Linked DNA regions of Homo sapiens: all the other regions are linked to region 3. A link is a loop called in an ENCODE intact Hi-C map of the cell type or tissue named here. Cell type or tissue: endothelial cell of umbilical vein. All regions are shown on one strand. Region 1 has its middle 93 kb from the start of LINC00548. Region 2 has its middle 150 kb from the start of LINC00332. Region 3 has its middle 15 kb from the start of FOXO1. Region 4 overlaps LOC124903162. Region 5 overlaps LINC00598 (long intergenic non-protein coding RNA 598). Region 6 has its middle 240 kb from the start of LINC00332. Region 7 has its middle 110 kb from the start of MIR4305.

The links. A loop is a pair of places that touch in the nucleus more often than their neighbours do. Peaks named below come from ENCODE experiments on the same cell type or tissue, not always from the same donor. Only the 100,000 strongest peaks of a DNase experiment are listed, where the experiment ranks them.
Region 1: it touches region 3 in a loop (8-fold over the local background); 3 of 110 quality-filtered maps call a loop at or near these places.
Region 2: it touches region 3 in a loop (9-fold over the local background); 2 of 110 quality-filtered maps call a loop at or near these places.
Region 4: it touches region 3 in a loop (8-fold over the local background); 6 of 110 quality-filtered maps call a loop at or near these places.
Region 5: a loop joins it to region 3, with 8 times the contacts of the local background. A loop is called at or near these places in 2 of 110 quality-filtered maps.
Region 6: it touches region 3 in a loop (6-fold over the local background); 74 of 110 quality-filtered maps call a loop at or near these places.
Region 7: it touches region 3 in a loop (4-fold over the local background); 54 of 110 quality-filtered maps call a loop at or near these places.

What each region holds. Positions count from the first base shown.
Region 1 is chr13:40,311,998-40,315,997 of GRCh38, forward strand. No RefSeq gene overlaps it. Among named protein-coding and RNA genes, the nearest start is that of LINC00548, 93 kb to the left of the region's middle. In endothelial cell of umbilical vein, no CTCF peak of the experiment used is centred here; DNase peaks (open chromatin) are centred at 1,674 and 1,824; H3K27ac peaks cover 2,089 bases.
Region 2 is chr13:40,029,597-40,033,596 of GRCh38, forward strand. No RefSeq gene overlaps it. Among named protein-coding and RNA genes, the nearest start is that of LINC00332, 150 kb to the right of the region's middle. In endothelial cell of umbilical vein, no CTCF peak of the experiment used is centred here; a DNase peak (open chromatin) is centred at 1,655; H3K27ac peaks cover 1,944 bases.
Region 3 is chr13:40,680,119-40,684,118 of GRCh38, forward strand. No RefSeq gene overlaps it. Among named protein-coding and RNA genes, the nearest start is that of FOXO1, 15 kb to the left of the region's middle. RefSeq lists enhancers at 1-555, 556-1,320, 1,321-2,085. In endothelial cell of umbilical vein, a CTCF peak has its summit at 3,085 (motif pointing left); DNase peaks (open chromatin) are centred at 1,513 and 2,893; H3K27ac peaks cover 2,237 bases.
Region 4 is chr13:40,192,359-40,196,358 of GRCh38, forward strand. All of the region lies in intron 1 of LOC124903162, which reads right to left. LINC00548 (long intergenic non-protein coding RNA 548) reads right to left here. Exons shown (of 6, transcript NR_033877.1): 6 at 2,151-4,000. Among named protein-coding and RNA genes, the nearest start is that of LINC00332, 13 kb to the left of the region's middle. In endothelial cell of umbilical vein, no CTCF peak of the experiment used is centred here; DNase peaks (open chromatin) are centred at 1,413 and 2,053; H3K27ac peaks cover 2,690 bases.
Region 5 is chr13:40,443,879-40,447,878 of GRCh38, forward strand. All of the region lies in intron 6 of LINC00598 (long intergenic non-protein coding RNA 598), which reads right to left. Among named protein-coding and RNA genes, the nearest start is that of LINC00598, 35 kb to the right of the region's middle. RefSeq lists enhancers at 1,673-1,972, 1,782-2,387. In endothelial cell of umbilical vein, no CTCF peak of the experiment used is centred here; a DNase peak (open chromatin) is centred at 1,823; H3K27ac peaks cover 2,090 bases.
Region 6 is chr13:39,941,114-39,945,113 of GRCh38, forward strand. No RefSeq gene overlaps it. Among named protein-coding and RNA genes, the nearest start is that of LINC00332, 240 kb to the right of the region's middle. In endothelial cell of umbilical vein, a CTCF peak has its summit at 1,871 (motif pointing left); a DNase peak (open chromatin) is centred at 1,878.
Region 7 is chr13:39,775,372-39,779,371 of GRCh38, forward strand. It overlaps a transcript of COG6 not described here. Among named protein-coding and RNA genes, the nearest start is that of MIR4305, 110 kb to the left of the region's middle. In endothelial cell of umbilical vein, a CTCF peak has its summit at 2,206; DNase peaks (open chromatin) are centred at 1,270 and 2,460; H3K27ac peaks cover 3,795 bases.

The DNA of each region.
Region 1 (4,000 bases), 370 kb before region 3:
AGCGACATGCTCACCGAGTGTGCGACAACCAAGGGTGGGACCTCCTGCACTCTCCCCTCCCCAGCAGAAAGGCTGTCTGGCTGCAAATGATCCTCACAAGCCCAAAATGCTATATTTACTCCAATGCCATGCGGGCATCTTGCTGTAACACTGTTTTAAAAAAAAAAAAAAAAAAAAGAAAAGAAAACATTAATTTAATTTAGAGTGAATATGACCTGGATTCTATCCAATGGAATTTTGTTAATAAAGTACCAAAAAATATCTTTTTATGAAGCAATATCCAGCATGGCCCCTGCAAGCATACATTAGAAAGATTTTGGCATAAAATTCCCACTGTATGTGTATTTGCCAGAAGTATAGGTTGTGTTTGCTTACCAATAACCATGTGTAATATGTGAACATAGACAGTTGATGAGCATTGTGTACATGATAAGGATAATAACGAGAACTGATATCGTCCAGGACTTATGTGTCAGGCGATCTTATAGGCACTTTACAGCTACTACCTCATTTAATCCTCACAGCCTAGGATGTATGAATTCCCTCCCTAATTTGATGAGGGAACTGAGCAGAGAGAGGTTAAGTAGCTTGCCCACAGTTACACAGCAAGTCTAGCATAAGCTGGCATTCCAACCAGGCAGAGCGGCTCCATACCCCATATACTCTGTACACCACCAACCATTCTGTTACTCTGCCTCCCACGTGTGTGTGTGTGTGTGTGTGTGTGTGCACTCTTCATACACATACATCTGCTATTTGCCTTTCTTCCCTACACAAATCTAGGGCTGCAGGCGGGCTGCAACTGGCTAACACCAGCTTTTAAAGTCTCTGTAGCCAAGGCTGCTCTTAATCAGCCATAGCCCAGGTGCCATAGCCCTTGCCCATCCTAGGCAGAAAGGAGCGAGAAGAGGCTGTCCTCACTCAAGGCCTGCCCTTCCTTTCCTTCCACAGAGGGAGAGTCTAATTCGTGTGTGTGTGTGTGTGTGTGTGTGTGTGTGTGTGTGTGTGTGTGGTTTAGTTGCTGAACATTAGTACATATAATATTTTAGTTGCTGAACCCCACCTTGATGGCTAATTTTATGTCAGTTTGGTTGGGCTGTGGGGCCCAACTATCTTGTTAACATTATACTGGATGTTTCTGTGGGGGGATTTTTGGATGAGACTTACATTTAAATTGGTGGACTTTGAGTAAAGCACATCACCCTCTCTAATGTGGGAGGGCCTCATCTAATCATTTGCAGGCCTGAATAAAACAAAGGACTGATGAGCAAAAAGGAACTCTGTCAGCAGACGGCCTGCAGACTTGAACCGCAGCATTGGCTGCTTCTGGGCCTTCATCCTGCAGACTTTGGACTTGCCGGCCTCCGTAATCCTGTGAGTCAGTTCTTCAAAATAAATCTCTTTCTATACATACACACATGCCATTGGTTCTGTCTCTGGAAAACCCTGGCAAATATACCCACACAGGATCAGATAGGCTGGGAGCACACCGGCCTCACTCAGCTGTCACTAGGAGTGGGCGGGGAGCGGGGGTTCTTCTGCTTAGGAAGGATGTAGGAAGAAGTGACCTTTTAACTCTACAAGTTAAAATGCAGGATTGGGTTATTCCAATGCATGGTATTTCCCTTAGTACAGAGTCTAGCTTCAAGGAATCCACCTTTCACCATGTGACCAAGTATAAACATGAGACAGAATATGGAGCTCCAGTCCCAATATTTAAAGGGACAGACGTATGAAGCACAAGGTCTCACATAAGAAGGAAACCAACGCTGTGACCCAGATCCTGTCACTGGCCTTTTAAACTCTGAATCACAGAACTCACAAAGGGAGGGAGATTCTTATCCCTCCCCAATAACATATTTTTCCTCAGCAAAAAAAAAAAAAAAAAAAAAAAAAAACAATGACCAAAGGAAATCCTTTGTGGGACGCTTCCTACCATTCCACAGTTACCATTCAAAAAAAAAGAAAACGCTCATGGAATTGAGCCACCTCTCCTGGCAAGTGATTCACATTGAACTCAATGAGAGAATCACTTTGCATTTCCTGCTGAAGTTATTTTGCAAGTGGTCATGGTCATCATTACTGAGCCAAGGGAAGGACAAGTTCATAGCCAGGGTGTCCACCTAAATGGATCTGACTCTTTGGTCATTTCCTGTGCTAGCTCCCCCCACAAACGGGACCTGTCACCCATGGGGACACTAAGGCTGAGACCAGAGTCTCAACCAGGCATTGCTATGAGACTCTGAACAAATTCAGGTCTAGTATTTTCCAACACCTCTCACCTTCCAACCACATACTTAACATCAAGAAGAGATTCTTGAAAATCAGTCTTCTGCACAAAAACTCTAACTCAGAGTCTTTCCTATGACTTTACCTGGGAAAAGCTACAATGTTTCACATCCACCACCCAAGACTCTCAATCAAATTTTTAAATGTAACTAATATACAGCAAAACACCTATCTATCTGTATATAAATAATGAACTCTCATGTTAGAATGTAAAATGCCTCAAGCATGGCTTCCTGGTCACCAAAAAATTCATGTTTGTAACAAAGAGTTGCTTGATGACCTGCAGTGGCTCCCCTCTTAGTTCTAACAACCACCAAGACACACACCCCATGCTGACACTCAACATGCCTTTCAAGAAAATGTACAGTATTTAGAATGGAACTCAAGACTATTTCGGCAAATCGTTTTGTTGAAATGTTGTACTGAGCTAGGTGGTCATAAATATACACGTTTTTCTATATAATCATTGACTCAAAAACATTGTATAGAAAGGCATATACATTTTATGGAGTTTGGGCTTTAAAAAATCAAGAACCATTCTGTTGAGAAAATGTTCCCTGGAGAGACATTGTGGAAAATCTATCATTTATTTGTTTATTGTGGTTATTATCTGTCTCCCATCACTCAACCATAAGCCCCTTAAGAGCAGGGATTTATTTCTGTTTTGCTGATAAGTCCCCAGTGCCTAGAAAGGATCTGCCTCACAGGAGGTGTGCAAGGTGTATCAGATGAGTATATTAATATTTGTAACATTCAGGGAGGCTGCAGGGAGATGGATGGATTACTAAAATCCTCATCGTTTATGGAAGGACGCTTTGAAAAGAGCACTGGGCCAGGAGTCAGGAGGCCTGAGTTTTGAGTCCTGGACTGGCCACTCTGTTACTTGCTGTGTGACCTGAGCTTCGTTTTCCTCTCAGGTTCACCAGACTATCAGCAAATCCCCCAGCTCCATCCCAGAGTCTCTATCTGATTCCAGTGGGGAAAAGCCCACTGAACTCTCTAATGGGAGGGGGAAAAAAGACAGCCACAGTCTCAACTGGAAGGAAGTAGAGAGCAGAAAGCAAAAGAGAAAGAAACATAGTATCTGGTTTAGAAAATGAGGAATCCTTTTCCTCCGCCGGGTGATCCCTTCTTATTACATCACACTAGAGACATGGTGGTGACGTTCAAAAACAAAGAAGAAATCTCAGAAGTAGCATATAGTGTTCCAGGAGCTCCATCCTGCCTGCAGAAAGCAGATTCCTGCCTGCAGAAAAAAAAGCAGAAAAAAAAAAAGGAGGCTGAGCTTCCCGCAAAGAGTCATGAAGCTGGGTTTCCCCTGAGGTGTCACCCAGTCCTGCTACGCTGTTTCCTGTAGGTGTGCTGCCAGCAGCTGGGCTCTGCCAGAGGCTCTCCATGCAGCAAATACAGCCTTGACATCCTGGAGATCAACAGGGAGCTGCACACTGCATCTGGGACTGGGAAAGAGACCTTAGCAGAGCGCAGACAATGAGCCCTCATCCTTTTCAAGATAGAGGCGGACACCTGGAGGAGGCTCCCAGCATCTCCACTGAATGGACAGGCTACAGACAGGCAGCCATCCTTCTGACGTGGAACAACTGATAAGAAAGCTAGACGTAGATGCACGTTCACCAGGCACTGTGCTGACAGCTTTACGTACACCATTGCATTTCATTTTTAAAATAGCTTTACGAGGTAGATTTTATTGTTG
Region 2 (4,000 bases), 650 kb before region 3:
CCATGTCTCACTTGAACTTTATCAATTTATACCTACTTGATCCCAGCATCAATTAAAGCTGTGGGAAGGGGGAATGCTATGTGGGAATATAAAGCAATCTCATAATCATAGAATAAGGCTGGGGAAGGGACCATAAAGCATTTCTATTCTACCCAACAATCTACAGTCTAAACTATTCATAACATCTCTGCCAAGCCATTACCTGGTGTCTAGGTATAATTACAGTTCATGGGGCAGCACACTCTAAGTGTGGATACCACTGTCCTGAGAAGGATGCAGTGTACTCAAGGGGACCCTCCCACTCTTAGAAGTGTAGAAGTTTGGGCCAGAGATGCTCATTCTCTCGACCATGGGCTTTTTATGCTGATAATCTGGTTAGATCACTGGTCAGAATGCTGGATGACATTTTCCATCTTTAGTTCTTGCAATTCCAGGAAGCCTTATTTACTACATGGTCAGCCTTATTTACTACGACATCTCAGCCATCTGCAGGGGGTTTGTTCCAGGATCCTCCCTCACCCCGATACTGAAATCTATGGATGCTCAATTCCTGCATCTGGCCATGTGAAACCCATGGGTATGAAAAGTCAGCCCTCGATATCCATGGATTCCATTTCCCACAAATACTGTATTTTCAATCCTCAGTTGGCTGAATTTGCATATGTGGAACCCACGGATATGGAGGGCCGACTGCACTTCCCTGTGCAAGGAAAAGAGCTTAAGATGAGGTGAGAAAAGAAGCCAAATGGTCTGCAAACATTTGTGGCCAGCACTTCCGCTGGCTCTGTTTCCAGGTTTTTTTCTGTTCCTCTGCCACATGTCACTGTGACAAGCCACTCTAGGAGGCCCGTCACACTGCTCTGTGCTCTGATTTGTGGCCTAACCTTTGTTGAAGGATCTTTTGTCCTACCAGACATCTTGACAGCCTGCTCTAGGCCGCAGATGTGGATGCTTGGACTTCCTTCCTTGATGCTAATTTTGTCATTGCAACCCATGGGCACCACTACCCAACCAGCCCCATTTCTTTCTCTTCCTTCTGTTTATTTTTAGTCATAGAGTTTGCCAGTATGATGGTAAAATATTTATGTATTTTGTATTTTTAAAGAGTCAACTAAAACAGAGTGAGCCATTACTTTCTTCTGAGGTGCTGAGAACCTTTCAATCAACAAGTATCTACTGAGCTCATCCATGTGCCAGGCATTGTTTCCTTTAGAAGTCCAGTTGATTTGTTTTTTCAAATCCCACCTTTTCTTTGAATTACATATTTTGAAATTGACAAATCTTTTCCTTTTTAAACATCATTTTAATGGTGTGTTTAGGTGACTCTTCTGCTCCCCTCGGTCACAAATATGTCAAGAGACAGAGGAATAGAGTCTGTTCTACACCAAGGAGGTAGTTGGCACTCAACCAATAAGTGATGTGGAACCAGGGAGCCCTTAGAAAGCACACTTGCTAAGGCAGAGATGAATGCTCAGGCTTCCAGCAATGGGTCTGCGTGGGGCTCCTTCAGAAAGAAGAGCTACAGCTTCTTATCATCCCTTCATTTCAGCAACCAGACTTCCCCTGTGGCTCCTAAAACCCAAATTCCTTTCTTTCTACTTCATAGCTCACCGGTGACTAATCATAATATAAATGCATCTTTTAAGCTGTAAATAACCTTAGACATGCAAAACTCAGAGACGCATTAAATCACAAGGAACATTAGTATGGAGCCAATAGTAGAATCCAGGTCTCCCAGCTATCAGCACATCCTGCTATAATAACATGAATCCAAGGATCCACCAGGAAACAGACTCGGAAAGACTTCTGTTTATCATTTGCTGACAAAGTGGAAGTCTAAGAAATGCTTCTTAGCTAGACGGACGCTCAATGTATTCTCTAACACTCGTGGTTTCTCCTCCCATGTGAACTAGGGTCACCGTACCCTGAAGGAAACACTTCTTAAATCTTAGTTCTAGGAGGTTTTGTTCACGCTTCGACCTCGACAGTGGCAGGTTGCCAGTTCCCCTCTTTCAGGCATAATGGTACCTGAATTATTATGTGAGAGGGGTTCCTTGGGATGACTTTGGCTATTGTCTCATGAGGCAAATGGGCTGCTTCTTAGAAGAACCCTGATAAAAGGAGAGGCAGAGTCACATCAAAGGCAGCACTGTACAGCACTTTGGGAGGCCAAGGTGGGCAGATCACCTGAGGTCAGGAGTTCGAGATCAGCCTGGCCAACATGGTGAAACCCCATCTCTACTAAAAATACAAAAATTAGCGGGGCGTGGTGGCGAGTGCCTGTAATCCCAGCTACTTGGGAGGCTGAGGAAGGAGAATGGCTTGAACCCGGGAGGTGGAGGTTGCAGTGAGCCAAGATCATGCCACTGCACGCCAGCCTGGGTGACAGAGCCAGACTCCGTCTCAAAAAAAAAGCAGCACTGTGGAGTGCAGGCAATCAGGGGGTGCACAGTGTGGGTATGCAGAGAATTGAAAAGCAATAACATTGACTAGCAGTCTGTCTGCTCTTCACTGTCACCATGTGCCAGAAAACGTAAAGAATGCCAGTGATAAAACACTCCTTCCTGAAATATTTTTTTCACCAATGCTATAACATTTAGAACAACGGCTGAATTTACATATAAGAGTTGATTTTACATATAAAAAGAGTGACTCTACTTATAATGAATGCAGAGAACTTCAGTTTCCCAGTGGCTCTGATCCTCACAGACTTGGCTATGCATGTATGCATGTTTTTTTTCCAGAGGTTGTGGCTAGCTGTTTGGAATCGTTCAAGATTTGGTAGCCCTGTGTGTCTCTGTTTCCTATGGCACTATGTACTCATGTGCATAAATATTAGATTCAAAATAAAAATTGATATAACAATGATGGTGTGTTAGTCTGCTCAGGAGGCCATAAGAAAATATATCACAGATGAGGTGGCTCAAACAACAGAAATTTATTTTCTCACTTTTCTGGAGGCAGGAAGGCCAAGATCAAGGTGCCAGCAGAGTTGGTTTCTGCTGAGGCCCCTCTCTTGAGCTTGCGGACTGCCGCCTTCTCTCTATGTTTCTCGTGGCCTTGTTTACTGAGCACATGCAGAAAGAGAGAGAGCTCTGGGGTCTCTTTTTCTTATGAGGACACCAGTCCAGATTAAGGCCCTACTCTAATAACCTCATTTAACCTTAACTACTTCCTTTAAAGCCACATCTCCAGATACAGTTGTATTGGGGGTTAGGGTTCCAACATATGAATTTAGGGGTTGTGGGGACACAATTTAGTTCATAACAGATAGTGAATGTAAAGAATAAGAAACGGCCAGGCATGGTGGTGCACGCCTGTAATCCCAGCACTTTGGGCAGCCCAGGGAGGCGGATCACCTGAGGTCAGGGGTTCGAGACCATCCTGGCCAACATGGTGAAACCCTGTCTCCACCAAAAATACAAAAATTAGCCAGGTGTGGTGGCATGTGCCTATGGTCCCAGCTATTCGGGAGGCTGAGGCAGGAGAATAATTTGAACCTGGAAGGCAGAGGTTGCAGTGAGCCAAGATTGTGCCACCGCACTCCAGCCTGGGCAATGGAGCGAGACTCCATCTCAAAAAAAAAAAAAAAAAACAAGAAACAGAACCGTAATTACTTCAATTCTATCATTTGTTGTAACTATGCAGTGTTTTAATTTGTGTTTACAGTTAAAAAAAAAGAGTACAAATTGCAAAGTGTTAAATTTTTGTTTGCTATATGCAAATTTTTTTTCATACCCAAAGTATTTTACTGCTTTGAAATAATACCTTTGATATTTAAATTTATTTTTCTTTAGAAATTGTCACTCCTGGCCAGGCACAGTGGCTTATGCCTGTAATCCCAGCACTTTGGGAGACCGAGGTGTGTGGATCACGAGGTCAGGTTATCGAGACCATCCTGGCCAACATGGTGAAACCACGTCTCTACTAAAAATACAAAAATTAGCTGGGTGTGGTGGCGCATGCCTGTAATTCCAGCTACTTGGGAGGCTGAGGCAGG
Region 3 (4,000 bases):
GTTTAACAAAGCGGCACAGTCAGCACCATACAGGAAAACTGACTTACTATGTGCCAGGTATTGTTCTAAGCTTATTTATTTATTTATTTATTTATTTATTCATTTATTTATTTATTTATTAATGAGATGGAGTCTTGCTCTGTCGCCCAGTCTGGAGTGCAGTGGCGCGATCTCGACTCTCGACTCACTGCAACCTCCACCTCCCGGGTTCAAGCAATTCTCCTGCCTCAGCCTCCCGAGTAGCTGGGATTACAGGCACATGCCACCACGCCCAGCTAACTTTTGTATTTTTAGTAGAGACAGGGTTTCACCATGTTGGCCGGGCTGGTCTCAAACTCCTGACCTCAAGTGATCTGCCAGCCTTGGCCTCCCAAAGTGCTGAGATTATAGGCGTGAGCTACCGCACCCAGCCTCTAAGCACTTTTCTATATAAACTCATTTAATCTTCACAAGACCCTACTGGGCAGGTGTGATTGGAAATTGAGGCACAGGGAGGTTGGTTACTTGCACAGCTGGGATACAAACCCAGGCAGGCTAGAGCCACGGCTTTGCTTCTAACCAGTAATCCATGCTGCTTCCTTAGTTAATAGCTCTAATGCTTATTACCCCTCCCTCACCAACCACTCAGCAGGACAAAGTGGTAAATTCAAATTCAGGCTCTACTCCTTATTCCTCCAGGCAGTTTCATTATCTGAGTACTTGGCATAATAATATCTTCCTGCTGTGGGGGTCGCCTGAGATAATGATACAGGTGCTTGCCTGTGGAATCAGCCCCAGGCACTGCAGGCCTGTTTGCAGTCCCCTCTGTATCTCGGGTCTCAAGTTCCCTCTGATGATATTCAAAGAAACTCCACCAGGGCCTTAGGTTCCATCAGGGGCTTCTTCCAGATCATCTTGTATCGGTAACGCACAATGATTCAGCCACACCCATCCACAAAGGCTCATTACCTCTTGCTTTCAGTAAACCAGGCTGAACACAGGTAAGAATAGGAGAAAAAAGAGGTCCCAACTCATGCTTCCCTGACCCCTGTATCTCTTCCCTAGGCTTCTGGAGAGCCTGCCCGAGGCAGCTGGCAGCCCTTAGAACATTAGAAGGAGAAAGTTTTTGGATGCAAAGTATTCGTGAGGAGGGCTCATTGAAAAGAAAAGGCAGCCTATTGAAATTCAAGTTAAGCTTAGACCAGATCCTATGGCTAACTCCCATAGGATATCCTCCCGCTATCTCATGTGGGGATAGCCATAGGATCTGGTCTATGCTTGCAGAGCCATACAACCCTCCTCCCCACACCCAGTTGCCCGTAAGTACAATTTGAGCTCCCCACCCACCATGGTCTGCTGTACATCTTGATACCAGACCTGCCTTTCCTGGAGCTGGCCTCAGATGGATTCAGCTGGATCCAGTCCAACCAGATTGTAAGCTCTGGCCCTCCAGATAACCTCTGTGGCTTCCTCCAGGCCTCCCACAGTTGGGGCCTCTTGGAATCACAGTTGATAATGTTAGTTGCCAGCAATCACCCCGATCTCTAAAACTTCATCTCCGTGCTTTCCGTTCCTTTGCCAACCACCTGTTCAGGCTGATGATGACATTTAATGAATCTCCTTCCTTCCTAGTCTTGATAACAGCACAGGTCCCTCACCATACGAAGAGAAACAGCCTTTCAAGAACCTGCTTTGGAAATTGGCACTCTCGACATACAACTGCATTCCTTTCAGCTCACATTACTGCAGCTGCTCCAGTGCCAGCATCTAAACCATCTCATCTTGTGTCCAGTGCAGTGAAATCACCTTGTGGGGAGAGCAGTCAATGTGTTGGTAGGGACCAAGGGCCGAGCCTACCCCACTGGGAACTGGCTGGGCTGGGCCCTGTGTTTGATAGAAATCCTAACATATTCAGAGCCATAGGAATTTTCTTTTTTCTTATGCTGATAGTTTACTTCCATACTACTAAAATTTGCAAAACAAAATGCCACAGGCTAGGCTAAATACAGTGCACATTCTATCTCTCTCTCTTTTTTTTTTTTTTTTACATTTTTTTGAGACAGAGTTTCACTTTTGTCGCCCAGGCTGGAGTGTAATGGCATGATCTGGGCTCACTGCAACCTCCATCTCCCGAGTTCAAGCAATTCTCCTGCCTCAGTCTCCCAAGTAGCTGGGATTACAGGCACCCGCCCCCAACCATGCCTGGCTAATTTTTTTTTTGTATTTTTAGTAGAGATGTGGTTTCACCATGTTGGCCAGGCTGGTCTCAAACCCCTGACCTCAGGTGATCCACCTGCCTCGGCCTCCCAAAGTGCTGGGATTACAGGCGTGAGCCACCGCGCCGGCCATAGTGCACATTCTCACATGCGCTGCATGGCCACAGGGAAAGGCATAAGCTTTCTTGTCCCCCTCCATCTGATATAAATAAATAATCCAAGAAACAGAGCATTTACTTTTTCAGGACCAGATTTATTCATGGTATTGGCTGCTCTTCTGGTAAATGAGCTCGGCTTCCAGGAATCAAGCCTGCCCACGTAAACATGGCACCCCGACCCCTGAGAATGTTAGCTGGCCACTCCTCACCATATACTCCTGCCATACCACAAGTGGATGGCTAAATGGTTCACGCCCAAACTGTCATCTATCTAGAAGCTATTACAATCTAGATTTTTAAAGTTACGTATTCTAGATCCACAAAAGGTACAACAGACTAAGTGCACTTAAGTTTTGCAATTTGTTTCAGCTTGAAGGATTTCCATACGTAATTGCCCACAGTTGTTATGCAGTGTCAGAGAGCTAGCACAAAAGGCGGTCTCCCTGAGACATAAACCAATCTAAACAGAGCTGTCACTATAGTTTTTACACAGATGATGATTCTCCCTTCTGCAAATTTAGGTCATGGTAATCTGTCTGTTACTTTTGATCTTCCCATTGAACTATGTTTCTCCATCTTGCTAGTGTCTTCGATCGTTTTCTTTTGTGAAGGGGCAAAAGAAAAGTTATCCAAAAATTCTTTTTCCACTCTGGTAAAAGTAGTTTTAAGATAATACTAAAAAGTAATGTTTTATCGCCCTCTACTGGTATATGACATTAATAGCCATTTGCAAAAAAGTTAACTTTTAGAGAAAAGGTAATAAAATTCAGAAAAGTCAAAAAAAAAAAGAGCCTTTTATGTGCCTTTAACATTTGTCTTATTTTTATTTTTATTTTTTTGAGATGGAGTCTCGCTCTGTAGCCCAGGCTGGAGTGCAGTGGCATGACCTTGGCTCACCGCAACCTCTACCTCCCAGGTTCAAGCAATTCTGCCTCAGCCTCCCAAGTACCTGGGATCACAGGCACGTGCCACCACACCCAGCTAATTTTTGTATTTTTAGTAGAGATGGGGTTTCACCATGTTGGCCGGGCTGGTCTTGAACTTCTGACCTCGTAATCCACCTGCCTTGGCCTCCCAAAGTGGTGGGATTACAGAGGTGAGCCACTTCGCCCAGCCAAAATTTTTTTCTTTTTCTTTCTTTTTTTTTTTTTTGAGATGCAGTCTCGCTCTGTCGCCCAGGCTGGAGTGCAGTGGCGTGATCTCGTCTCACTGCAACCTCCACCTCCCAGGTTCAAGCAATTGTCTTGCCTCAGCCTCCTGAGTAGCTGGGATTACAGGCGCACACTGCTACGCCTGACTAATTTTTTGTACTTTAGTAGAGATGGGGTTTCACCGTGTTGCCCAGGCTGGTCTCGAACTCCTGAGCTCAGGCAGTCCTCCCGCCTCGGCCTCCCAAAGTGCTGGGATTACAGGCGTGAGCCACCGTGCCCTGCAGTTTCATTTTTATAATATCTTAAGGTAACATAAATACTTTACCTTTTTTTTTTTTTTTTTTTTGAGACGGGGTCTCTCTCTTGCCCAGGCTGGAGAACAGTGGCGTGATCTTGGCTCACTGCAACCTTTACCTCCCGTGATCAAGCAATTCTCCTGTCTCAGCCTCCCAAGTAGCTGGGACTATAGGCGCCTGCCATCACACCCAGCTAATTT
Region 4 (4,000 bases), 490 kb before region 3:
TATTCTAAATAAATGTATGCTCCAAGAATAAGTACAAGAATGAATTCAGGATAAGAGTTTAAATTCCTATCAAAGACATATTGAAATGCTACAGAGTTTGTAGGGGTTTATTTGAATATATTTTAATCCCTACCATGGCCAAAGTCAGAGATTGGAGTTAGATGGATGAGGTCACAAAGACTGCTAAACTCATTTTCTACACTTTTATGAAGCGAAATCCCCACGTCTCCCAGTATCCACCCCAAGTCAGCCGCCTAGCTGAGCCCCTGCCCAGTGACTTCTCCACCCAGGCTCTGTGGTAGGAAACCAAAGCCCAGGGACACAGCCAAGTTAGAAATAGCATTCAGGCTTTTGGGTCCCAGTGTCCATGCCCAGTCTGTGAGTTGGCCTGTCAACAACATGGACAAGGGACATGCTGGGTTCTGCCAGGCTCAGGAAGAGTGGCCCGGGAAGGAGGGCTTCCCGTCCTCCACAGCCCTGGCAGTGAGCATCTCGCCATCACCTCAGGGGTGGGTGGGTGGGGGCTGGATGTCACTCAGAGACCAGTGTGGTCCCCATCAGCTTTGCAGGCGCTGCAAGCCCAAGTCCTCAGAGGAGACCTGGTTACAGTCTGTCTCCACACTCAAAGGCACTCTGGTCGTGGGGCAAGAAGAATGAGCACAGCCTTCTGGGAGGGACGGTTTCCCAAGAGCAGCACCCACACACAGGGAAGGACTCTGAGAGAAGGTGCCGAGCCTGGCGGTGTGAATGAGCTCCATGCTTCTCCTTGGGAGAAACGAAAGCCTTTCTAGACACTGAGGGAGCAGAGTACAGGCAGCTAAGGCCCACACGGCCCCCCAAGGTGCATCAGATAACTTTAGTTACAAAAATACAACAAAGAGCTGGCTGCATTTTACCTCCCCTTCCACTGTAAAAGTCGAGATTTAAGATTCCTGTTGTATAAGAATTAATATGAAAAGAATTTTGTATCCTATTATGGCATTGTGTTATAATAATGGAATGCTCTCCCCGCCCAATCTGGCTTACTGTCCCCTAGATCTTGCCAATGATTATTCAGTTCCACAGTGTGTGAGTGTTGCTGTGGGGACAGCCTCCTGAGCCTGAAAGAAAGAGGCCATGAATGCTTCAAGCTGGAAAACGGCATAGTCAGCCCTCCGCCCCGGGCACCCCTATCTACGCACACTCAGACACACACACGGGGACACACACACTTCACCCAGCGGTTTTACTATCTTCCAAGCTAACCTGGACTTGCATGGGAAGTTTAATACTTGGACAACTGCAGCTGTATGAGCAGCTCATTGTCTCTGACGTGACACACAATGGGTTCCAGAAAAGGAAAACAAAATACTCTTTAAACTGTGCTGCATTCTGTTTGGAAATCGAGAGTCCAGGCAAAGGGTTTTCCTTGACAAACCAGAACAGGGGTGTTGTTGCTGCACTTTAATTTTGCTTGGTAACTGGATCTTGTTCCCCTGAGCATAAAGATTTAACAGAGTTTCTCCAGAATTTACCAATTCAGAGAGTTCTGAACAGCTAAGTAGGGGTGGGCAGGGGAAAATGTGTTTTTAACTCATCACATGTCCGCAGGATTCTTAAGGAGAAAACGGCGACCGGTTCTTTTCCATGTCCCCCGGAACAAAGCAAGGAGAAATGAACTTCAGCTGCAGCAGGTGAGATTCAAGTGAGACATGAGAAAAGTTTTCCAGCCTGAGGAATGTTGACTAGAATGTATCACTGAGTGAGGATGCTGAAACACTGCGGAAGATCCATGGGTCTGGCTAATTACCGCGTAGTAAGGGGTGGAACCCTTGGATTCTACGGAAGCTCCTGGCTGGTTAGGTGCTGATAATGGTGTGTTGTTTCATTTTGTTTCAAGATTTCTAGTTGTTAGGCTCCCATTGTCACATATTTCCCTCAAATCAACTCCCTCTGAATCACCCTATTTGGAGGGAGACACTATTCTCCATTTCCGCTCGGCCACTTCCAGCCTCACCCGCTCTTTATAATCTTCAGTGAGGAAATGCCTCTCACAGTCACTCTTCCTTCCCTACCATGGCACCGAACCACAGATTCCCAGCATTGAACAATGGCCATGGAAGATGTATCTGGTTGAGTTTGTTGTTTGTGTTTTTTTTCTTTTCCTTTTTCTTAATAGAATTCCTTCAATTACACGTATGTTTTCAGCAGCCGGGCCAATCCTCCTCCTCACAGGGGTGAGGTCAGCAAACCCAGGAAGCTCTCAGAGCCAAGAAAGCCTCAGATCCAGGAGGAAGTAGTTATGGATGCCCATAGCTGAAGTGCTCTGTGTCCACTGGAAGTAAAAGGAGCAGGTTCCTGCCGAAGAATGTACAGACGACGTGAAATCATGTGTGGCTACACTGAAGCTAAAGGCTGCCAGCCAACCATAGCCAGTTGGGGATATAAACCTCTAAAAACCAAAACTGGGGAAAAATGGCTCCCCATTTTCTGAGGTACTCTTGGAGCACAAGCTGAATGAAAACCAATCATCATTGCCCTGCCTAGCATGAAGCAGAATGAAAAGAAGGCAGATAATATTTCCTCCCCTGAACCACTCATCCATATCTGCTCTATTCAGATATTTGTGCCTAGGCAACTGCACCCACCCCTCTCAGCATTTACCCACAGATCCTCAAAACCAAGCCCTAGCACAATCGACTCCAGTGAAAATTAAAAAAGCTATCCCAAACATCTCCAAGCTTCTTTCCTCTGCAACTTCCCTCCTTCTTCTTCATCACCAGTTATACCACCAAAGTATCTACAACTGCTCAGATGCAGGCAAACTACCCTGAAAGTGCTCACATGTATTTCTTCCTTCCCTTGAGGGTGATATTCTACAGTAATTCCATTATGTTTACAAATAGAAAAGTTATTTCAATACATCTGTATATTATATATATGTATATATATACACACATAGCTTTTATATCACTGACACAGTGTTACATGCAATAAAGAGAGGAATTATTTATATCAGTACAATTTCCAAATTAGTAATTGCTCGCATTGAATTAGGTACTGTACAAATGGATTACAATGCAAATATATAAGCTATATACAAGCTTATAATTTTGAAAATATTCAAACTTGGGACATTTACGGGTATGTTTTGAGATGTGCCTATACCTGTGCATCACAACAGTGCCATAGGTCAGTTTTTCTGAGATTCAGGTGTCCATCGGATCTCCTGATGAGCCACAGGCCCTCAGAGAGGTCTACATGGTAGCTACAGGTCAACAGATGGCATGAACAAGGGCATTTCCTCCAGCCGAAGACTATGAGAACATCTATCTCTGAGAACATCAGAGTCTGCCCTCTGATACTCAGAAGAAGGTAGACATGAGCCCAGACACCTAGCTTGACTCCAGCCTCCATTAGCCGCTCCTCCAGGATGAACCATCCAATAAGACATTTAGTACATACCATTCGAATGCCCCAAATTCAGGGAAACATACAGTTAAAATAGGTCACAGGTAGACTTCTTGAATACAGAAGCACTGTCTTACTCAACTAAATATCTTCATTGCCTGGCAAAATTTCTGTTTCACAGTGGTTAATAAATCCTAGCTGCTTAATCAATGCATGAATAAATTTTGTCAAGCCTCAAATATCAGAAAGCCTTCAAGGAATTCTGGGAAGGTTAGGAGAAACAAGGTGTGGTGTGTTAGTGTTGATAGGAAAGACAACTTTGTAGGGCCATGGGTAAGTAGGATTTGGTCCACAGATTTGGAGAAAATGCAGGGAAAGAATTGGTTGTGAATTTACCTATATTGTCCAGTACCTCTATTGCCCAAATGTGCATGGTAAGGAATACTGACCCGGCTACTGCCTAGGATATGGAGACCTAAGACAGCCAAGATAGGAAGGATACACACCCACACAGAGTGCAACTTGATGGATAAGCAGCTCACAGAAGGTGACTTCCTCCAACACATTTCCTTCACAATTGTACCCAATTGGGATGGAGGAGATTCTTCTG
Region 5 (4,000 bases), 240 kb before region 3:
GACTGTTTATGGAAGGTGGCACAGCCCAGGGAGTCTCACACATTTGCATAGATGTACCCCAAGCAGAGGGAACTGTCCACAGTAAATGCTGTGTGAATGCTGTCACTTGGAAAGGAGGGACTTCAAACCAAGTAGCTGCCGTAGGACCATGTTCACGTTCAAAGATGGTTTTAGAACCAGCTGAAAATTTTGCTTTTGGCACCCTCAGTGAGAGCACGTTTAAATAATCTCTCATTAGTTGAAGCCTGAAACCATCAGGAAAAAAGCAGATTTTTGATAAAAATCCAATAATTAAACCTTGACACAGGCTCAGAAATTCCCAGGCCCAAGCCCTCTGTGTTTTATAACATTATTTCACGATGTGAAAGATACCATCTGAATAAATGCCTTCTGCTTCTACACTTTAACTTTTTGTCACTGATAAGTTCATTCAAAAAGCACAACAACTCTCTAAAGGTTGACTCTAATAATAAATGGATCTCTTTTCTCTTATCTCTTCTCCCCGTGTAATTGTGTGCTTCATTCTCGAGCTGTCTTCAACATGAATAACTCTACTTACTTCAGCAAAGGTCCCCAAACATCACTCCAGGAGGCTGGAGAAAGGTCATAAGTACCCTTCATTCCCAGACACTAATTTTTCTTTTCTTTCATATTAAAGAAAAAAAAAATCCCAGCTCGGGATTGTTCAGCCTCCAGATAAGAAGAAAAAAAGTGACTATTCATTACACATATCTAAATTTGGACTATAAATTTAATAATTGTAATGTTGTTTTTATTTTTAAGCTTTTTCTTGTCTGGGTCTAAATCCTAGGAGTGAGTTTGATATTTCAAATCCCTCAATTTCTAAAATCTCTACTGTCTTATTCCAAATCAAGTGTTCAAGTTAATTATATCCCCTAGCTCCCATTAAACAGGAGAAATTCTTCAGAGAGAGTGTTATTTGAATAAAACTTCTTGGAATTGTTTAGTTGGAAGTATTGTCCTGGGCCCCGTGAGAAGAGGCACATGCATGTTAGGAAATGTGGCTGTCCAGAGCTTATGTAATTATTCAGTAATCTGTATACCACATTACCAAAATGCCATATCTGCCTCAAAGGCTAACATGTGAAAGTTTAATCAGCACAGAAAATGGACTTTAAAAATTTCAACATAGATTCTGAGCAAGGTGAAGGGGACTGTGAAGACAGTGAATTCTAGATTCCTTCAACACTCCCATATGGGAAATCGAGTGGGATGGAGAAGACCTCATTTCAAAAGGAACGTTGTACATTTACTCACTGTTAAATATAAGGGCAGTTACTTCTATTCAAACTCAACAAAAGTTAAGTGTTTCTTGCCTTTAATCAATGAAATATATAAAAATAGAGATTTAGAGTTGCAGAACTTCAAGTGACAGAGACCACGGGGCATTGAGTTCAGAAGCCACTTCTGGGCCAGACGTCCCATCCCAGTGTCCCTGGGTGTGACCCCTGCTCTTCTGTGTAAATCCCTCCGGGAAAGATGACCTGACTCCACACTTGGACCCAGCCTGGCCCAGTGTGGGCATCACCTCTGGCCAGGAGAAGACTTAAGTGGTATAAACGGGGTGAGGGGCTCATCATAGAAGCTGTGGGGCAGGCCATGTGCAGTGGCTCACACCTGTAATCCCAGATTACAGGCTCATGAGGGCTGGTTACGTTTTCACTGATCCTGTTTAGACTTTGAGGAGAAAGGCATGCTTCACCAAGCACTACCTTGTGAGCAGCTGGGGGGAAGCCCTGACAAGTCTCACTTCCTTCCAGCAACAACTCTCCCACATTGTTCTCGCCATTGTCTACGCTTCCCCGTTGTTAGTCATTCTGTGAGTCAAGAGCTGGCCTCGGCCAGCTGCAGGCACGCTTGGCTGCCCCGCTGCATGAGGGGCCAATGTCACTCCCTCCCGGGCTCTACGAGGCCAGGTCTGCAGCCAGCAAGCCACAAGGGACCTCCCGAGCCACCTGTTATTGTGACCATGCGTGGCCCAGTTTGTTTTGATTAGAGCGTTCCAAAGAGGAAATAAAGCCTATATTTATATTTTTATTTTAAAAAGGCAGGGCCACTTGGGAGGCCAAGGCTGGTGGATCACCTGAGGTCAGGAGTTTGAGACCAGCCTGGCCATCATGGTGAAACCCCGTCTCTACTAAAAATAAAATAAAAAATTAGCCGGGCATGGTGGTGGGTGCCTGTAATCCCAGCTACTGGGGAGGCTTAAGCAGGAGAATCACTTGAACCCAGAAACTGAGGTTGCAGTGAGCCAAGATCACGCCACTGCACTCCAGCCTGGGTGACAGAACAAAACTCCGTCTCAGAAAAAAAAAAAAAGAGAAAGAAAGAAAGAAAGAAAGAAAGAAAGAAAGAAAGAAAGAAAGAAAGAAAGAAAGAAAGAAAGAAAGAAAAAAGGTAGGGCCACTTGCCCAGTGCCCTCTTGAATATTTGGAATTCACAGACCTCTTCCTCAAACCCATGGAGATTTGCATGAAGAGCACTTTGCCCATAGTAATGTGATCTCCCAGTTAAGGGAGGCAAAATATTGAGTTGGTTGGCAGCTTTTCCCAAGTTCCTCCATCAGCTGGGAGGGAATGATCTAAGAGGAACAGTGGGTAATTCAAATACCTTAGGGTATTCTACATAATGGAAGAGAAGAGAAAAACCAAACAAACTTTTGTGAGCACATGTAACACAGACATTCCAGGGCATTCATGAGTGGTGACGTTATGGGTTGAAGTGTGTCCCCGCCAAAAACATATGCTGGATGGAGTACTATCTCCCAGTACCTCAGAATGTGATCTTATTTGGAGATAAGATCTTTACAGAGGAAATCATTAGGGTAGGACCTAGTCCAATATGACCAGTGTCCTTATAAAAAAGGGAAATTTGGAAACACAGGGAGAACATCCTGTGAAGATGAGGGCAGAGATCTACAAGCCAAGAAATGCCAAAAATTGCAGCAAATCCCCAGGAGCTGGGAAAGAGGCATGGAACCGATTCTTCCTCACAGCCCTTAGAAGAAACCAACCCTGGCAGGGTGTGGTGGCTCATGCCTGTAATCCTAGCACTTTGGGAGGCTGAGGTGGGTGAAGCACTTGAGGTCAGGAGTTCAAGAGCAGCCTGGCCCACATGGTGGAACCCCGTCTCTACTAAAAATACAAAAATTAGTCAGGTGTGGTGGTGCATACCTGTAATCCCAGCTACTTGGGAGGCTGAGGCAGGAGAATCAGTTGAACCCAGGAGAAAGAGGTTGCAGGGAGCCAAAATCATGCCACTGCCCTCCAGCCTGGGCAACTGAGTGACAGAGTGACTTGATGAAGTGAGACTCCGTCAAGAAAGAGAAAGAAGAAGAAGACAGAAAGAAAGAAAGAAAGAAAGAAAGAAAGAAAGAAAGAAAGAAAGAAAGAAAGAAAGGAGAAAGAGAGAAAGAAAAAGAGAGAGAAAGAAAGAAAAGAAAGAGAGAAAGAAAGAAAGGAAGAAAGAAAGGAAAGAAAGAAAGAAAGAGAAAGAAAGAAAGAAAGAAAGAAAAAGAAAGAAAGAAAAAGGGAGAAAGAAGGGAGGGAGGGAGGGAAGAAGTAAGGGAGCGAGGGAGGGAAGAAGTAAGGAAGGAAGGAAGGAAAGAAGAAAGGAAGGAAGGAACCCTGCCGACACCTTCATCCTGGACTTCCAGCCTCCAGAACTGTGGAACAATCAATTTCCAGAGGGATACATTCCAAGAACTCCAGTGGATACCTAAAACTGCAGCTAGTACCACACCCTATAGATACTATGTTTTTCCTGTACATACATATCTATAAAGTTTAGTTTATTAATTACATGCAGTAAGAGATTAACAACAATATCAATAAAATAGAACAATATACTGTAATAAAAGTTATCGTGCACTGTGGCTGTAATTTTTGCAGTTCAAGGGGAGACACGAAAACTAGCTTGAATTTCTTTTTCCATCTTTATCGTTTCACAAATAGAAGATTGGTTCTTACCATAGATCTTA
Region 6 (4,000 bases), 740 kb before region 3:
AGATTCAATTAAATTGATATTTAGAAAGAGGCAATATTGGCAAAGATGAGAGCCTTCGTCTGAATTAAAAGTGGTATTAAAAAAGATCAAGATGGAGAGGTGAGAGGTTATGCAGACTGGCATTAATTAGCACTGAATGGTTTAAATGCTCCTACAAAATGTAATAGGAGAGGTCTCTGATCAGTGAGAAAGGGAGGTTAAAGCTAGGGCCTTGCAGATCACAGGAAATAAAGAAAACAATCCTCTTAGGACAGGCAAAAAGGGACCCATCAAGAAATAAAGGGAGCTGCAGTGGGCCCAGCTTTTGTTAAGCCAAACGAATCCCGGGGAGAGGAGACAATTCTCACAAGGTCAGGGCCAGACTGCTTGGCAAGTCACAGAAGTGAGTCTGTGCTGAACCCAGCTCCTCTCCTTGCACATGCGAGGTTTTGAAGCAGCTGGCAGGGAAGAAAGGATGGAGCGTGTGTCCCTGGAGTTGGGAGGACTACTGGCCTACTGCGAGGTAGATTGTGGCTTTGTCCCATCATCTTTGTCATCAGCAGCAGAACAAAATTGGTCACATCCCCTGAATCAAGGGGGCCAGAGAAAGTTCTTTTGACAGAAAGGTTCCCAAAGATGTATTTCAATGTTACTATTTCCTCCATTTCTAATGGAAAACTCAGTCTGTAGGGTGCTAGGATTTCTCCATTTTTAGAATGTTTCTCATTAAATATCAAACGGAATCTGTGTCTCCATCCTGCAGCAAGTGAACAGATGCTCTGTTTTACTCGCCTTAGGCTGCCCAGTTTGGTATATAACCAACGCATCCATCCTAACTTTAGGGGTATCAGATATTAGCCCCTGCTCCAAATAAATACATACATTTGCACACAAATAATTCCAAGAAGTTTCACTTGCTCCCCTGCTATCAGGAGCTGTAGATTATGCAGGGAAGTTTCTGGAATTCGGTTTGTGTTGAAGTTTGTTTCCACTAGGGAGAGTCCTACTACAAGTCACAGACCACTGCACAGGCTGCTTAAACAATAGGAAATTTACTGAATATGTAACTGAAAATACAAAAAGGTGGACTTCAGAGTCAGTTTAATCCCGTGGTTCCAACTCTATTTCTACAGTTGCCCTGGCTGCTGTCATATTTGTGTGTCAGCTTCATCCCATGCAGCTTCCCCCTGTGGAGGGGTGGCTACAGTAGTTTCTGACTTCACATCCACATACCGTAATGTCCACAGGAAGAGAAAATAGCCGTCGCTTCCCATACTTACTCTTAAGAGAAGGGAAATGTCTTGCCCAGAAGCTCTCGTCAAACTTCCTCTAGCATCTAATTAAGCCAGATTCTCGAGGCCCATGCATTGATTGGGCCAGTCCTGCCATCTTGACCAATCAGTGTCAAGGAGGGTGGGATGTCCCAAGACATCCCAGTCCTGGGGTTGGGCAGTTCCTCTGGGGCCCACGACCTCTGTGAGGAGAGATGGGTGCTGGATCAAAGTTGGGACTCTCAGAGGCAGCAGAAAGGGGTGAAATGGGTTCTGAGCAGGCTATGTCCTGAGGGCCATGGGGGCAAATGAAGAGAAGCACACTGCTTAGCAGCTTCCCAGACAGCTGAATTCTGCTGATGGCATAAAGGGGTGATGAACTCTCTATTGCAGTACCTCTGAAGGGATCTCCACGGATCACGGCTGCCTGCAGGGCAAGTTTATGGGCCGGTGTCCTACTATAGGCAATGGCTAAAAGAATCCCTTAGAGCTGTGATCCTGTAATGGTACTTTAATGGGATTGGTTTTTAAAGTTCCATAGGAGTTATTTGTAAAGTCCTGTCCATTCTGACAGCAGTCACTAGAGGGCTCACAGAGACGCCTTTCGGGGCTGCCCTCTAGAGGCGGAGCTGAGAAAGGTGGTGCTAAGCCGTCCAGCAGCTCAGAGCCATGGAGTTGATTGGGGAATTGATGGGTCTCCCAAGACCTCAGAGGAGTAATCTTGGGAATGTAAATGTTGGTGGAGCGTCTACAGACAATGTATGAGTCATTCAGAGGATGGCGCTTGGAGCAGTTCTATCTGTGCTGCCCAATATGTAGCCACGAGCCACGTGCTGTTATTGAACATTTGAAATGTGTCCAGTCCAAACTGGGCTGTGCTCTAAGTGCAAAATACACACTGTATCACATATTATCAAGGGTTGGAGTGAAAGAGAAGAATGTAAAATATCTCAATATTTTAAATATTGATTACATTTTGAAATCATGACATTTTGAATATATTGGCTTAAGTAAAATATATTATTAAAATTAATATCACCTCTTTCATTTGATTTCTTTAAAAGAAATTTAAAATAGCATATTTTGTGACTCACATTATACGTCTGTAAGACAGTACTGTGTTATGCCATTTGCTAGGGCGAGAAAGGAACTTGGTGGAGGGTGAGGGAGGAAGTGGAAGGGCCAGACACACTGAGAATTCCTGAGAGGAAGCTTGAGCCAATTCACAGAGACCTTTCACATAGGTCCCTGGACTGGGGTAGGGTTTCATTGCAGGAGCTCACTAACAGTTTGATAATGGTGATGATGATGATAATAATGGTAAGGACAACTTTCCCCTAATGAAATTGTCAAGGCTCTTTCAGTTGAAGCCTTCATTTCTCTAGGTACTGCTGAAAGACAGCCATATCCCCTGGATGCTCATGTGGCCATACTCATTTCTGTTTTCGCATTGCCACAGTTCCCTTTTCTCATACATAAACCTCATGCCTGATGAACCTGTCCAAAATTGCACCGTAAAAAAATTCTGCATTCCAGATTAAACTCGATGCCGAGCACATTAAATGCATCCCACAGTTGCCCCAGAGTTTCTGTGTGAATCAGAACAAATGACTAACGTCAAACCTGGATACAGATAAAAAGACACAGACATAAAAATTCTTACACATGCATTTATCTTTTTTTTTTCCCTAGAATATAAGTGTTCGACCATTTAGCATTTAGAGACTGGGAAAATGAGCTTTCACAAAATACTGCTGCTTGTGGGACCTGTCTCTTTCGAGGCAAACACATCTGACCCTTCTGGTAACATCACCTGTCACTGCTTGGCATGTGTCAGACAGATAAGCGTGTTGTGCTTCACCTCCATTTTCAGAGCAACACAGTGGAAATCTTCCTTCTCTTTCAGAAGGCAGAAATTCACTACTTTTCAATATTTTTAATGTAATTTGCTGAAGATAGGTGAATAATGTAAACTGTTAAAACCAAGGCTTCCCAAAAGTTTTGGCCAAGGCCAAAAATCAAAACAAATAAAGTGTAAGAAATTGTGTGAAGTAATAAAGTAAGTTATAATTCTAATTTCTGGGGCATTAATGTGAGTATTCCTTGGACTGTCAAGGTGGTAGGAGCTGATGGTACCAGTATTCAAGATGCTGCTTTCAGAATATGGCTCTGGCCTCCTTGTGCCACCTCACCACCCCTCTTCTCCATATCAGCCCCTGATGTCCACAGTGGAGTGTCCACCTTTGATTTCAAAGGCACTGCCACAGCCATCCTACAGGGCTCTTCTTCCCTTTCCCTCATCACTCTAACCTTTCCAAAGTGAAGAAACCAAGCTTTCTCCACCCGCCAACCAAAGCTGAGGAATCCTTTATTCCACAACTAATATGACAAAAATGTAAATATTTATTTCACATTCAGGCAGGTGGGATTGACATTTGACAATGAATTAGGCTTCATTTTAGAAAACATACAAGAGAACTGTGTGCATCTTTCAGCTGCAGTTTCAAGGAATGACTTCAAAAAAAATCTACACTTCAAATGCAAACAGAGTCCCCAGTGATAAAGAGGACATCCCTTATGAATGTACAAGTTCTAATAGATCTGACAAAGATCAACCCCACCATGAATGCAAGAGCAACTATTCAATAGCATTGCTTTTTGCCTGAACTCTACATTGTCCCTGTTTTGAAACCAGAGAAAAACTAATTTTGCCTCTCATTTAGGGTTTTTTAAACAAAAACCTGTTGAAA
Region 7 (4,000 bases), 900 kb before region 3:
GGATTAGATTTGAGAAAAAGAAAAAGTATACAACAGCTCAGTTTTCTCCACACACTCTACCCACTTGGTATAATGGGAAAAGTTCTAGATGAAGAACGAGGACATCTGGGATCCAGTCCTGACTTTGACTTTCACTAGCCTTTGACCTTACTATACATCCTGGGTTTTGGTTTCCTCATCACTAAAACTGAGGGGGGTTGTACAGAAGGCTCCCTGCTCCCATTCACCCCTCACATCCTGTGACCTTGCTTGAGTGGCTCACAAAGCCCTAATAATGTAGTTCTTTTTCATGTAGTTTTACATTTTAATACAATACCGAAACAAATTAAAGCATCTGGAATCCAGCTACAGTAAAAGCTGGAAATATCCTAAAATAATCTTTCAGAGATACATCTGAAATTTTTTTTTTTTTTTTGAGACGGAGTTTTGCTCTTGTTGCCTAGGCTGGAGTGCAATGGTGCGATCTCGGCTCACTGCGACCTCTGCCTCCCAGGTTCAAGTGATTCTCCTACCTCAGCCTCCCAAGTAGCTGGGATTACAGGCATGTGCCACCACGCCTGGCTAATTTCATATTTTTAATAGAGATGGGGTTTCTCCATGTTGGTCAGTCTGGTCTCGAACTCCCCACCTCAGGTGATCCACCCGCCTTGGTCTCCCAAAGTGCTGGGATTACAGCTGTGAGCCACTGCACCCGGTCGAAAGTTTTGTTTTAGGCAAACTTCTGATCAGCAAAAAGCTGGAAAAACGTAACTATATTTTAAAAGATAAAGAAAACAACTACAAAAGAATAGTAGTATCAGCACTTTCCTTCCAGTGTTTGGCTTTGTTTCTAGGAACTCTGAGGTGAAAAAAAAGAGGCAGAGGAGGGAGGAGGAGTAGGCAGAAGGGGAGCAAGAGGATACAACTTGTGTGCTATGTGTGGTTGTTATTTTAAGGAAGTTTATTCTGACCAATTTTATCCAAAGAATAAATCAACAAACACCCAGAAGCAATCTGCCCTAAGTTTTTTATTTCCAATATAGACCTAATCAGAATAATCAGGTTTTGTCAAAAAAGTTTCCAGTAAAATAGCTGTCTCTGTCTTCTCCATTGTTATTGTTAGATATTAGCCCTTCTGATCTTGCACAGTCCCCTTGCCTGGTAACGTTAACTAAGTAAATATTAATACTGTACACTTTTCCTTTGGAAAATGAAGGAGAACAAATGGGAAAAGATGTAACAAATGTTCTGCAGCCCTGTTATAAATATTTTATGAATGAATCAGAGAAATTGAAGATGAAAAAAGCCCACTAATTCAGCCAGTACCCTGATGTCTACTGCTGTATTCTTTCAAGCGGTTTGTCTGGTCTGGTCTTTAGTGACTCAGGTTATAGGGAATTTACCACTTCTGTCGAAGCTGCTTTTGTAGTGGGGACTATCTAGCTGCTAGGAAAGTTTGTCAAATTCCCCTTGCTTTTGTTTAGTTTTCTCATTAGTCTCATTTGATTTTGTTTATTTAATTGCTTATTTTTAGTGTCTTTAGATTCTTAATTGATTTCTACGTGTCTTTTCTATTGCTTTCTTTTTTGTTCATTCAGCTTTTCTCTCTTTAGTTGTTACCAGGAAGAAACCAAAACAGCTTTTTGGCTTGTAGATAGGTGAGAAGTAACAATTGGTTCCATCACCAAATTAACAACAACACTTGCTACATCAAGTGTTAGGCTAACTACTTTGCATACATTATCTAATTTATTAAGCACCTTCTTTTTGCCAGACACTGAGAAGGCAAGGTTAAATATGACCCTGCCACTGTTGGCAGGGCCTTATAATGTAGTAGGGGAGATAAGCATTCAAATAGATAGTGTCAACACAGCATATTCAGTGTGTGGGGCTATTTTCAGAGTCATCCTGGAGCACAGAGGGGGGTGTCCACTCCAGCAGTGAAGAGCAAGGAACGAGGGCAGAGGTCAGGTGGCATGGGAGAGAGATACCCCAGGTGAGTTGACCCATAACCTGATTCCTGTAAGAATAAGAGTTAACTAGGTTAGAAGGGGGTGTGGAGCTGGAGAGGATAGCTACTTGGGAAACTACATAAAGTTTAATGTTATTAGGTTGAAAAATGTGAGAGTTGTTGGAAGATGAGGTAGGCCAGGAGAAGAAACCGGCCAGGTTTGTATTACTTGGTGGAAAACTTGAACTTTGCTTTGGATTTTAAGAACAGAAATAAGGCTGCCATGTGAAGAACACACAGGAGGGGCAGCAGAGAGACTGGCATCTTTCCTGGTGAGGGATCACCAGTGTTGCAATCGCAGAGTCAGGTTAGCTCTTCTTGGTTGGAGTATCTTTAAGGCCATCTGGTCTGACTCTAAATGACTAGGAAATTACTCATCATGTGCCTTCTAACTCTCTGAGTAGTTATTTCCATTTCCTTGATACTGAAAAAAGGGTAGTAGGGAATGTATGTTTGCTGCGGCCAGTGGGGTTATGTCAAATAATGGTTACTTACTGACAGCAGTCTAACAGTTTCTGGGAAGACTAATGTGCTCCTAACTGCATATGTGGGAGAGAAACAAGAACTACCCATTTACTGAATATCCACTCTGTGCAAAGCCCAGTGCCATGGGCATTAACATTCATGGTATCAGCAAGGTGGCAGCAAAGAGTCAATCTTCTGAGAGTTAAGCAGTCCTAATCAACACATTATAGGAAATAACTATGTGCAGAAGTTATCCTGTCTAAGAGATGAGTTACTTATATTTTCCTCCCAGCCTAAAAGGAATAGTTTATAAAAAATAGTTAATACTTGAGGTTGATAGATTTAATACATATCCAATTTGGGTAAAGTGACTATGGTGTATTCTCAGGACAGGAAGGACCCTAAAGGATGCTATAATCTGACTAATTATAATTGTAACAGGCTTCTCTGAAGTAATGTGTAATGGAAAGGTAGTGTCTGCCTAGAGCCTAGAAAAGGCAGCATAGGGCAAAAGGCCTTGACCAGCATTAATTCATAACAACCAATGAAAGAAGGGACTATGTAGCTCATGTGCATTATTGATTTCTAAGTGTCTAAAAACACATCAGAATTTGCTGCAGCTTAGATAAAACATTTACTGAACATGTATTGCCAGAATGTGAGCTTATTGATAATCTCCTTAGTATCAGGAGAGGATATAGCAGTAACGTGTAGATTCTGCCTTCAGACCCCCCTGGATTGGTATCTTGACTTTGCCACTTAGAAGCTGTATTAGTTATCTGTGAAAACAGAACAAATTATTCAAACTTAGTTATTTAAAACAATATTATTTCACAGTTTCTCTAAGTCAGAGATTCAGAAGTGGCATAGTTGGGCAGTTTTGCCTCAGGGGCTATCATGGTTGTTGTCATCTGAAGGCTTGACTGGGGCAGGAGGGGAGCCACTGCCAGGGTGGCTTATCCACATGGCTGACACGTTGGTCTGGTTTTGGTCCTCCCCTTGTGGGCCTCCACACAGGCTGCCTGAGAGTCTTCACCACATGATGCCTGGCTTCCTTGAAAGTGAGAAATCCATGAGAATGCCAGGTAGAAGGAGTAGTGTCTTACATCCTAGCCTAAGAAGCATATGCCCTCACTTCCACCATATGCTTTTTATTAGAATTGAGTCTCTAAGTCTGGTTCAAATCAAGGGAGAAGGAAAATTATACTCCACTTTTTGAAGAGAGGAGTGTCAAAAAATTTGCATGCTACTGTAAACTGTCACACTGCGTGACCTTGAGCAATCTATTTAAAAGCTTTATGCTCCAATTTTTTCACCAGTAAAATAGAAATGACATTAGTATCTGCTTTATAGAGTTGTAAGGATAAAATAAATCAATGTAAAGAGCTTAAAACAGTGCAGGGTGTATGGTAAGTGCTTTCAGTAAGATTAGCAATGATGCTGATTACTAATTCTATTCTAAGTCTGTTTGACCTGTGATAGAGCTAATCCAGAGACAAGAACAAAAGATGCTGGCATCAGTCACGTGTGTCTCTTAAATCGATC